Linked DNA regions of Homo sapiens: region 1 is linked to region 2. A link is a loop called in an ENCODE intact Hi-C map of the cell type or tissue named here. Cell type or tissue: Caco-2. All regions are shown on one strand. Each heading gives the region's core, and the rest is flanking DNA. Links, peaks and the distances in the headings are about the cores only. Region 1 has its middle 15 kb from the start of ARSD-AS1. Region 2 has its middle 4.4 kb from the start of ARSL.

Region 1 (5,384 bases), core at 174-5,173, 79 kb before region 2:
ACAATACCACATGCTCATGGGAATTTTCTGAGGATAAAACGAGACAATAAACATAAAGCTCTTAGCACAGTCTGTGGGAACAATTAAGCATGAAAGCATGAGCTGCTGCTCTCATTGTCAACATCCGATTGAAATCTTGTTTTTGAGACAGGGTCTTACCGTGTTGCTTAGGCTGGAGTGCAGCGGCACCGTCAGGGCTCACAGCAGTCTTGACCTCCCAGGCTCAAGTCATCCTCTTGCCTCAGTCCCCCTAGTACCTGGGACGACAGACTTGCACCACCATGCGCAGGTAATTTTTTTTTTTTTTTTTCAGTAGAGACAGATTTCGCCATGTTGCCCAGGCTGGTCTCGAACTCCTGGACTCAAGCGATCTGCCCACCTCTACCTCCCAAAGTGCTGGGATTACAGGTGTGAGCCATCGTCCCTGGCCTTATTGAGATCTTTAGAGATACTGCCAATAACTTGGGTTTTAAAAATTATATTGCTTGAGCCCAGGAGGTGGAGGCTGCAGTGAGCCAAGATCACGCCACTGCACTCCAGCTTGGGTGATATAGTGAGACTATGTCTCAAAAAAAGAAGAAGAAGAAAAAATTACCATTAAGATAAAAAATGTTTATGACTGTGTATGACGTTTACAAATTTAGCCAGCCTACGCAACAGAGCAAGACCCTGTCTCAAAAAAAAAAAAACTTAGAAATATTAGTAAACATGGTAGACGCCTGTTCATTAATTCTGCTTGAACAGGTGGTCAAGGAAAAGAAATGACTTGAATACAGCTAAGGGCTTTTATTCAGCAGATCCTCACCAGACGGCCCCTGTGCACAGATAATTGATTCACTGTGGCACAGCAGGATCTGAGTTTTGTAAGATGAGGAGAGAGGGGTACATGTTTTTGAGGACTGGCCCAAATTTCACTTTTCTGGCCAGGCGCAGTGGTTCTCGCTGGTAATCCCAGCACTTTGAAGGGCCGAGGCGGGTGGATCACTTCAGGTCAGGAGTTCGAGACCAACCTGACAACATGGCAAAACCCCATCTCTACTAAAAATATGAAACCTAGCCAGGCGTGGTGGTGTGCTCCTGTAATCCCAGCTATTTAGGAGGCTGAGGCAGGAGAATCGCTTGAACCTTGGAGGCGGAGGTTGCAGTAAGCCGAGATCGTGTCACTGCACTCCAGCCTGCGCAACAGAGCAAGACTCTGTTTCAAAAAAAAAAACAAAAACCAAAAAACAAATTACACTTTTCTTCATCTTCAGCTGTTGCAAAACCTGGCATCGTGTCCATTGGAGACTGTCGTTGCTGTGGTTTCAATACCTCTTTCATGGTATTATGGGTGCAATCCCTTTTCAGCAACTCTCAGAACAGTTTATTTTGCAAGGCTTTGCAATATGTCAAGGTTCAGGGGAAAGTGGGGGTAACAAAAAGGGAGGAGAGGAGAAAACGGAAGAGAAAAATATAGGAAAAGGAGGCAAGAGTTGAAGCAACATAAACTGGGGTCTCTCTATGTTTTATTGTAGTGCAAACACAAAACATTAAATTTATTATCTTAACCATTTTCAAGAGTACAGTTCAGGCCAGCTGCGGTGGCTCATGCCTGTAATCTCAGCACTTTGGGAGGCCACGGTGAGTGGATCTCTTGAGCTCAGGAGATGGAGATGAGCCTGTGCAACATGATGAAACCTCGTCTCTACAAAAAAAATACCAAAATTTAAAAAAGGGGGGGAGTAGAGTTAAGAGTTCAGTAGAGTTAAGTCTAATCACATTGCTGTGCATGGGTCTCCAAAACTTTTTCATCTTGCAAAACTGAAACTCTGTGCCTGATAGCAGTGGGGAGATCCGAGTTACCCTGAGTTACCAGTGGCGAATCTGTAGGGGTCTGCGGCAATTTCAATACTTGCCTCCTTGGAAGAAAGAATTTGACTGAGGGCGTAAGGCAGAAAAAGAGACCAAGGCAAGTTTCAAAGCAGGAGTGGAAGTTTATTTTAAAAAGCCTTAGAACAGGAGGAAAGGAAGGTACTCCTGGAAGAGATGCAAGTGCATGCCTGAAGGTCAAAGAGAGCGAGAGCGAGGGAGTCTAACCTTGATCCTGGGAGTTTACGTGCTGGCCTCTTTCTTACCCATGATTCTTCCCTTGGGGTGGGCTGCCCACATAAGCAGTGCCCTCCTTACCCTTGGAAAGTGAGCATGTGCGGTGTGTTTAGGGATTGTACGAATGCCGGTCTGAGACTTTCTTCCTTTTCTGGTGGAGGCTCCCGGAAGGTCATACTTCATACTTCACCATTTCATCTCTTTTCCCTGGCATTTGCAGTCAATTAACACTTTAATGTTAATAGCTGTGTTACTGGAAAGGAGTCCAGATCCAGACCCCAAGAGAGGGTCCTTGGAGCTCGTGCAGGAAGGAATTCTGAGTGAGTTCATAAAGTGAAAGCAAGTTTTTTAAGAAAGAAAAGGAATACACGAATGGCTCTTCCATAGACAGAGCAGCCCCGAGGTCTCCTGGTTTCCCATTTTTATGGTTATTTCTTGATGATATGCTAAACAAGGGGTGGATTATTCATTCTTTCCCTTTTTAGACCATACAGGGAGACTTCCTGACGTTCCCATGGCATTTGTAAACTGTCACAGCGCTGGTGGGAGTGTAGCAGTGAAGACCACCAGAGGTCACTCTTGTCACCATCTTGGTTTGGGTGGGATCTCGCCGGTTTCTGTACTGCAACCTGTTTTATCACCGAGGGCTTTGTGCCGACCTCCCGTCTCATCCTGTGACTATGAATGCCTCACACACCTCCTGGGAATGCAGCCCAGCAGGTCTCAGCCTCATGTTACCCAGCCCCTATTCAAGATGGAGTGGCTCTGCCTCCAGTGCCTCTGATAGTGTCACAGGCCGTGCTCACTCACATTTGGCTCAGAATAAATCTCTTCAAATATTTTAGAGTTTTACTCTTTATCGGCATCATCTTGTCCAATTCCAATGAGGAGCTCTTGAAAGCTAAAACCAAGAAGTCTTCCCCATGGGAGAAGCACCCCCAAATCTTGTTCTCACCAATCAGGCGCATTCGCGGTTCTTCCTTTCCTCCCCTTCTCCTCCTGCACCACTTGCTGCTTCCCTTCTCCCACGAATGCTCTCCAGGACCTGCTGCACTTCTCACAGTGCCCTAACTCTCGGCTCTGCAGGAAAATGACTTCACAGGAATTTCTCCTTGTAAAGATTTTATAACCCAATGGATGGACCCTGATGGGACAAAACCCAGGGGTGAAAAATTAAAATGGCAATGTTACTGGAGACGGGTCCCTATCTAGATTCCAAGAGAGGGTTCTTGTGTTGTACCCGAGCGAGTTAGAAAAACGCCACACTTTGAGACGATTTAAGAGTCCTTTATTAGCCGGCGACCGAGAGACGGCTAACGCTCAAAATTCTCTCGGCCCCGAGGAAGGGGCTTGATTAACTTTTAGATCTTGGTTTAGGAAGGGGAGGGCGGGGGGTCTAGTGAAAACCATTTTACAGAAGTAAAGTAGGCAAAAAGTTAAAAGGATAAATGGTTGCAGGAAAGTAAACAGTTCCAGGTGCAGGGGCTTTAAGACTATTATAGACGCGAGGCTTTGGGCGTTACTAATCAGACGAATTCCCGGGAACTGCGGATGTAGCTCGCCACAGTATCTTATCAGTTAACTGCATTCTTGGATGTGCTGGGAGTCAGCCTGCACGAGTTCAGTCCTTGAGGAAGGGGCTGCCAGTGAAAGAGCCAAGGTGGAGTCTGGCTGGCTCTCTTAGCTAAGGGAGAGTCCATTCAGGTGGAAAGAAGGCTAGGTGAGTAGAGGAAAAGGGAGAGTCTAAAAACAGGTTAGTAAAAACCAGGTTGGGCATTACACTTGGATCTTGCGGCAAGAAAGAATTCGGGGCGAATCCATAGAGTAAAGTGAAAGCAAGTTTATCAAGAAAGTAGAGGAATAAAAGCATGGCCACTCCATAGACAGAGCAGCAGCATGGGCTGTTGGTTGCCTTTTTTAATGGTTATTTCTTGATTAGATGCTAAACAGGGGTTGGATTATTCTTGAGTTTTCTGGGAAAGGGGTGCGCAATTCCCAGAACTGAGGGTTCCTCCCCTTTTAGACCATATAGGGTAATCTCCTGACATTCCCATGACATTTGTAAACTGTCATGGCGCTGGTGGGAGTGTCTCTTAGTATTCTGTGCTTTATAATTAGCATATAATGAGCTGTGAGGACAGCCAGAGGTCACATTTGTCACCTCTTGGTTTTGGTGGGTTCTGGCCAGGTTCTTTCATGCAAGCTGTTTTATCAGTAAGGTCTTTATGTCCTGTATCTTGAGCTGACCTCCTATCTCATCCTGTGACTTAGAATGCCACACCTCCTGGGAATGCAGCTCAGCAGGTCTCAGCCTCATTTTACCCAGGCCCTATTCAAGATGGAGTGGCTCTCATTCGAAAGCCTCTGACAGCAAGATTGAAATAGCTTCAGGAGGGCTCATCCAGCTCATGGGCTATTCTGAACCTCTCTTTCCTTCCTTCATTACTGTCTTCTACCCCAGTTCGGGTCATGTGACTTGGTGACTTGGCCTCTGTCCAAGAACACTGAGATATCTTATTTGTCATTTTGTACACTGGTCAGTGATCTTGCATTCAAATGGATTTCTTCTCTCAGAGGGGAGTCCATTGGGGAAGTGAAGGGTCAAAGGCCAGCCAGAATTCATAGGATAGAGTCGGCAGAGAGCCTGGAAAGCGGGAATCTTGTTGATGGCTGGCAGAGGCCAGTATAGGCATTCTGCCTTTTAGGAGGTTGCGTAGAGTCTTGTAGAAGACAATGGCAGCTGTTTGGGCATTCTTTGGCAGTGTTGTGGATTTTGCTGTTGCTATGGTCTCAATGCTTGCCTTGAACATTGTGTGCCTTGAACATTCATGTGTTGAAACTTAATCCCCAAGACAATAGTATTAGGAGATGGTGCTTTTAGGAAACAATTAGGGGTCTAGACTCATCAATGGGATAAGTGTCCTTATAAAAGGGACCCCAGGCCAGGCACAGCAGGTGGCTCACACCTGTAATCCCAGCACTTTGGGAGGCCAAGGCAGCTGGATCACCTGAGGTCAGGAGTTCAAGACCAGCCTGGCCAACATATAGTGAAACCACATCTCTACAAAAAATACAAAAACAGGCATGGTAGCACACACCTGTAATCCCAGCTAATTGGGAGGCTGAGGCAGGAGAATCGCTTGAATCCAGGAGGCGGAGGTTGCAGTGAACTGAGATTGTGCCACTGCACTCCAGCTTAGGTGACAGACAGAGCAAGACTCCGCCTCAAAATATAAAATTAAATTAAATTAAAAATAAAATAATGAATAAAATAAAATTAAAAAGGTGAGCCATTGTGA
Region 2 (5,384 bases), core at 137-5,136:
CTTCGCAACTTCATATGCAGCCACATGCTGGGTCTGTGAGAAGTCACATAGCCTACCTGATCTCACTTCCTCCTTATGTGGGGGTGGAAACCACCCTACTTCTGGGATGAGGAGCTGACACGCTGGCACACTCCAGCCTGACTCATTTTTACAAGTGGACGGTTTTGGTGGCATGTCTCAAAACGAGTATTAGGAGGGGTGTCAGAAATGTTTTCTTTTCCTGCCACAGGTGTGTGCCCTAATGGTAATTGCTTTCACTTTGTGATTTTTGGCAACAAATCTTAAGTCATTTCCTCGTAGGGGGCCTAAAGGAATATTTTCACCTATATTTTAATTTATATATTCATAATTATTATATATAATATAGTATAACTTTTGTACATCATACATAGTATAAATGTATCACATAAAATATGTAAATAAGGCTGGGTGTGGTGGCTCACGCCTATAATCCCAGCACTTAGGGAGGCCGAGGTGGGAGGATTGCTTGAGCCCAGGAGTTCAAGTTAAGTCTGAGCAACAAAGTGAGAGCCTATCTCTAGAAAAAAAAAACAAAACAATAAAATATATAAATATAATATATAAATATATAATAAAGCATAATTTTTCTTTATTAAAATATGCATGCTTTTCTTTACAAAAATAATATATACTTTAAAATATATATGTACATATATGTATAGATACATAAAACATGTACATATACGTACACATCTACATATAAATACATGTTATAATATGCACGTATAAATATAAACATATAACATATAAACATGTACCTATAGACATCTACATACATGTTTATGTGTTCATATATGTATGCTTATATGTATATAATGTATACATGTACATGCATGTATATATACATACATATATGTATACATAACATATATACCTATAAAACATGTACGTATATACATGTAACGTTAATATATGTACTTTTTAAAGTAAAAATGTTTATGTGTGTATGTATAGTACATATATACATATAAAACAAGTACATATATGCATATAACATATATATGTACATGATTTTTCAAGGAAAAAGCATATTATGGGCTGCTTCTGACTTGCCTGGGGAACATGACTGGTTGTGTTTGTTTTATCGGGCTGGTTATATTGGTGTCTAAATATAGGACCCTCAAACATGTTTGAACAGTCATATGACGTACGGTTAGATATCAAGTCTGTGGCCTACCTCTGAACTGATGTATTTATGTATTTAGTGACACAATAAAAGCAGATTTTTCTTTTCCAAAGAACTCTGCACTTTAACCCTTGGAATGTTAAACATTTTGGTCCAGATTTAATTTTTACTACTGAATAAAACTTTCTACTTTTTTATTCTAAAGACACAAGGTATCTTTAGAAAGAGACAAGAGGCTGGGCGCGGTGGCTCACACTTGTAATCCCAGCTGGCACACTCTGGCCTTTGGGAGGCCGAGATGGGAAGATCACTTGAGGCCAGGAGTTTGAGACCAGCCTGGACAACACGGCAAGATCCTGTCTGAATTTAAAATAAAACAAAATAATAAAATATAGAATACAGTAAAATATAATACAATGCAATAGAAATAAAGATAAAAGAAGCAGACGAGGAAACACCCATGCAAGACTGACAATATAGCCTTTGATTCTCTTCCGGGGAGAAGGAATCCCAGCCCTCCTTTCCCGCCCTGAGCTTCAGCCCCGGGCTGCGAGCCTGTGTTCAACGCTTCGCCTGGGCCCTGTTCCCAAACCCAGTTTCGCTTTTCACCTCCGGTGTCTCTTCGATGTTCAGTGCACGTGCCTTCAGCATCTCTAAGATAAGAATCTAGTGTGGATGCAATGTCTCCCATTTGGTGCATCTTCCCTCGTTGCTTTTTTTTTACGCATTACGTTTGGAAATCTCCCATGTAAAATCTGTACTTGAGATTTTCACTGATGATTATTATTATTTTTTGAAAGCAAATTACTTTTAAAACATTGACAGGGACTTGTTTGAAAAGACGCAGTTTAGCATAAAAGAATATCCCCTGGAGCGTCTCTGCACGTGCAAAAGCCGGCCTGTAAGAAGAAGCCCCAGGAAGGCCAGTTACCTGACATGCAGCTGTGTAAGGGCGACACTGGCTGGATGTAGCGGGGAGGCTGCTCCTTGGAAGAAACGTCTTCTTCCTGCCAAAACAGACACGCACTGGCTGTCTCGGCGGCACTGAACGGCTGGCTCACGCATGTGCGTAGCTGATTCACTCTGAAAAGCAAAAACAGGAATTCCGCAGAAACCAAGTTAGGTTGTCCCAGAAACAGATCAGGCAAGTCCCCAAGGAATGTACTGCTGGGTCTTTCAGGCGTCCACAAAAGACCTTCTGTTCTATTTGCAGAACCTCACTCTCGCGGAAGGAGCCCAGACATCTGGTGCTGAACGCGGGGTTTTTCAATGGCAGGAAGGTGGAATCCCTTCGGGCTTTTGATGTAGGCAGAGTGCATTTCCCAAAGTGGAAAAGTGGTTTTCTTAAAACTCATCTTGAATCATCACTCCGTAGCCCTTCAATTTCACGCCTTTTTCTTTCCTTTTGCTATTTGCCTCAAACATAAAAAGAAGACAGGAAACAATTCAGGTTACAGTTGCAACTATGACTGTGTGTACACAGCCGCAACTATTACCATATGTATATAGCTGCTCACCTATGTGACTCTGTCACTATCACTTCCGTTTAGCTCTGTGCACCAATGTGTTTTCTCATCTATTTGCCAGGGAGCGCATTTCTTTTTTCATATTGAAGCAGAGCATACATTGCAGGCAACGTTAGGTGTAAAACGAATCACTTCAAGGACTTTTTTTTTTTTTCAAATAAGAGCTGTCTGCACACTTCTACGTGTTGAATCACAAAAATATTCATCCTAATGCATTTATAGTCTCTATAGCCTGAACATTGCAGAGTTTTGATTTGAGACTCCCGCTTGCCAAATAAGCCCTCTTATAAATCTGCAGCTGCCTACATTCTTCATGAGTTTAACACATCAGAAAGAACAAAGCATAGGCTCGACGGGCTGAGGAACACCTACCGCTCTAGGCCAAGTCTACTAGGTTATGTTGCTCTTGAGGGAAGGCTGTCAACACTCATGCAGTTATTTTTTGCACAAGTTGAACATCAAGGAGATAAAACCGGGATCCAAATTGGAACTCCCAGGTTGGCTGAACTTCAGCCTGACTTTCTATGTTCTGGGATGAGGCATGGTTACGCCACTACCCTACTATTGACCTCTGAGGAGGATGATTCTTTATTGTAGGGGCCGTCCTGTACATTGTACAATGTTGAAAAGAATCCCTGGGCTCCACTCCCTAGAAGCAGGTAGTGATCACCACCTCCTCCCCAGTTGTGACAACCGGAAATATCTCCAGCCGTGGCACAATGTCTCCCGGGGGGGCAGAATCACTCCGGTTGAAAACACTGGTGTTAAGGACGTACTTTGCAGGTGACTGGAGAACACTTAATTACGATCATGCTGGGTGAGCCATTTCAATTTGTTTCTCATACTCCCACGTCCTTCAGAGCTGGTAGCAGAATCAAGCTCCACACCTGAAACTCTTAGCACGAACGTTATACAACAGTACTTGTCAGCTGCATTTCCAATACTAGCATCCCAAAAGAGATACTCTCTTAGCATCAAGTAAAGTCATTTACTCTTTTTTTGTTTTTTGTTTTTTTTTTGAGACAGGGGTTCGCTCTGTTACCCAGACTGCAGTGCAGTGGCACAATCACTGTCACTGCAGCCTCGACCTCCTGACTCAAATGATCCTCCCACCTCAGCCCCCTGAATAGCTGGGACCACAAGCACACGCCACCACAGGTGGATCGCTTTTTTTTTTTTTGTAAAAATGGGGTCTTGCTATGTTGCCCCCTCTAATCGCTAACTCCTGGCCTCAAGCAATCCTCCTGCTTCAGCCTCCCAGAATGCTGGGATTACAGGTATGAGCCACTGTGCCCATCCTAACAATACATATTCTTTAGCAAAGTTCAGATCCCCACCGTCATCCTAACCTTGTCTTCTGCACGGAGCTTTCGTCTCTGAACAAGGCGGACGTTCGCTTTCCCTTGACTCCAAGTTGAACTACGAACTAAAGTGGTCTCATTGTCATCTTGGGCACCATATGCTAGAAGAAGCAAGACAAATACAAGACAACAACAACAACAAGAACAACAACAATGTAGCCTGTGAGGTTAGAAGCAACATGGAATCAGTCATGTTCGATTTCTCTCATTATTTATAATTCTGTAAAGGTGGTTTCATCCATCTTTCCCAAACAACCACTTCATATTCCACTCTAGCTGGAATTTATTTATCCTGGGCTATGGTTTAAAGTGTCACTGTAAAGGGTGACATAAGGAGCCACTCCTTTTGGGCAGAATTCCTTCTCTACCTCAAATTCCTTCTCTACCTGGCCACCATTTTCCATATTCCTTGCACAGGTAATACTTGAAAATATTCAGACATAACTTAACATTTTCATATGGGTTGCATACAAGAAGACAATCTGGAAATCCATGTTTCTAAACTAGTTGCTTCAGCTTTGACATTATGAAGAAAAAGAAACGCCCATGGGGGTAAAATGGATGGTTTGTCCACATGAGAAAATGTCTTATATACGGTGATGTATTTTTAAGAAAATCTATGAAAAGCTATTTTTATCTCAACTATCATCATCTACTTTGAACAGAACCTGACTTAACAAAAAGTTAGGTGGGTGCAGTGGCTCGTGCCTGTAATCCCAGAACTTTGGGAGGCTGATGTGAGAAGATTGCTTGAGCCTAGGAGTTCGAAACCAGCCTTGGAACATAGTGAGACCTGGTCTCTAATAATTTTTTTTTTTAATAAAAATGTTGCTGTTACTATTGTGTCTCATAAGTATCAAATCTTTTCTAATCTCTTTGGACTCCTAATCCCTCACCCATTCTGAAGATGTGCATGTCAGCATGCATCTAATTTTAAATAGCAAAACATTTCTTATGTTGCACTTATATTGCATGTCATAAATCAAGAGAAGTCGGTGAAGAGCTACAAAAATACCATTGGATAGAAGGGATAAGTTCTAGTATTTGATAGTACAGTAGGGAAATTATAGTGAACAATGATTTGTCCAGCCTATGACCCTGTCTCAAAAGTTAAAATGAAAACAAAACAAAATAATGATTTGTTTTATGTTTCAAAACAGCTAGAAAAGAATTGTAATGCTCCAAACACCAAGAAAGTATGAATGTTTGATGTGATGGATACCCCAAATTCCCTGATTGGATCATGACACATTGTTTGAATGTTTCAAAAGATTACCTATACCCCCCAAATATGTACACAGCCAGGCATGGTGGTGCACACCTGTAGTCCCAGCTACCCATGAGGCCGAG

What was found. Hi-C counts contacts between places; a loop is a spot of excess contacts. Peaks named below come from ENCODE experiments on the same cell type or tissue, not always from the same donor. Only the 100,000 strongest peaks of a DNase experiment are listed, where the experiment ranks them.
Region 1: a loop joins it to region 2, with 12 times the contacts of the local background. A loop is called at or near these places in 2 of 110 quality-filtered maps.

Annotation. Positions count from the first base shown.
Region 1 is chrX:2,887,191-2,892,574 of GRCh38, forward strand. No RefSeq gene overlaps it. Among named protein-coding and RNA genes, the nearest start is that of ARSD-AS1, 15 kb to the right of the region's middle. RefSeq lists enhancers at 2,515-3,106, 2,775-2,864, 4,625-5,315. In Caco-2, for the core only: a CTCF peak has its summit at 2,664 (motif pointing right); DNase peaks (open chromatin) are centred at 2,741 and 4,331; H3K4me3 peaks cover 1,455 bases.
Region 2 is chrX:2,966,071-2,971,454 of GRCh38, forward strand. It overlaps a transcript of ARSL not described here. Among named protein-coding and RNA genes, the nearest start is that of ARSL, 4.4 kb to the left of the region's middle. In Caco-2, for the core only: no CTCF peak of the experiment used is centred there; a DNase peak (open chromatin) is centred at 2,131; H3K4me3 peaks cover 748 bases.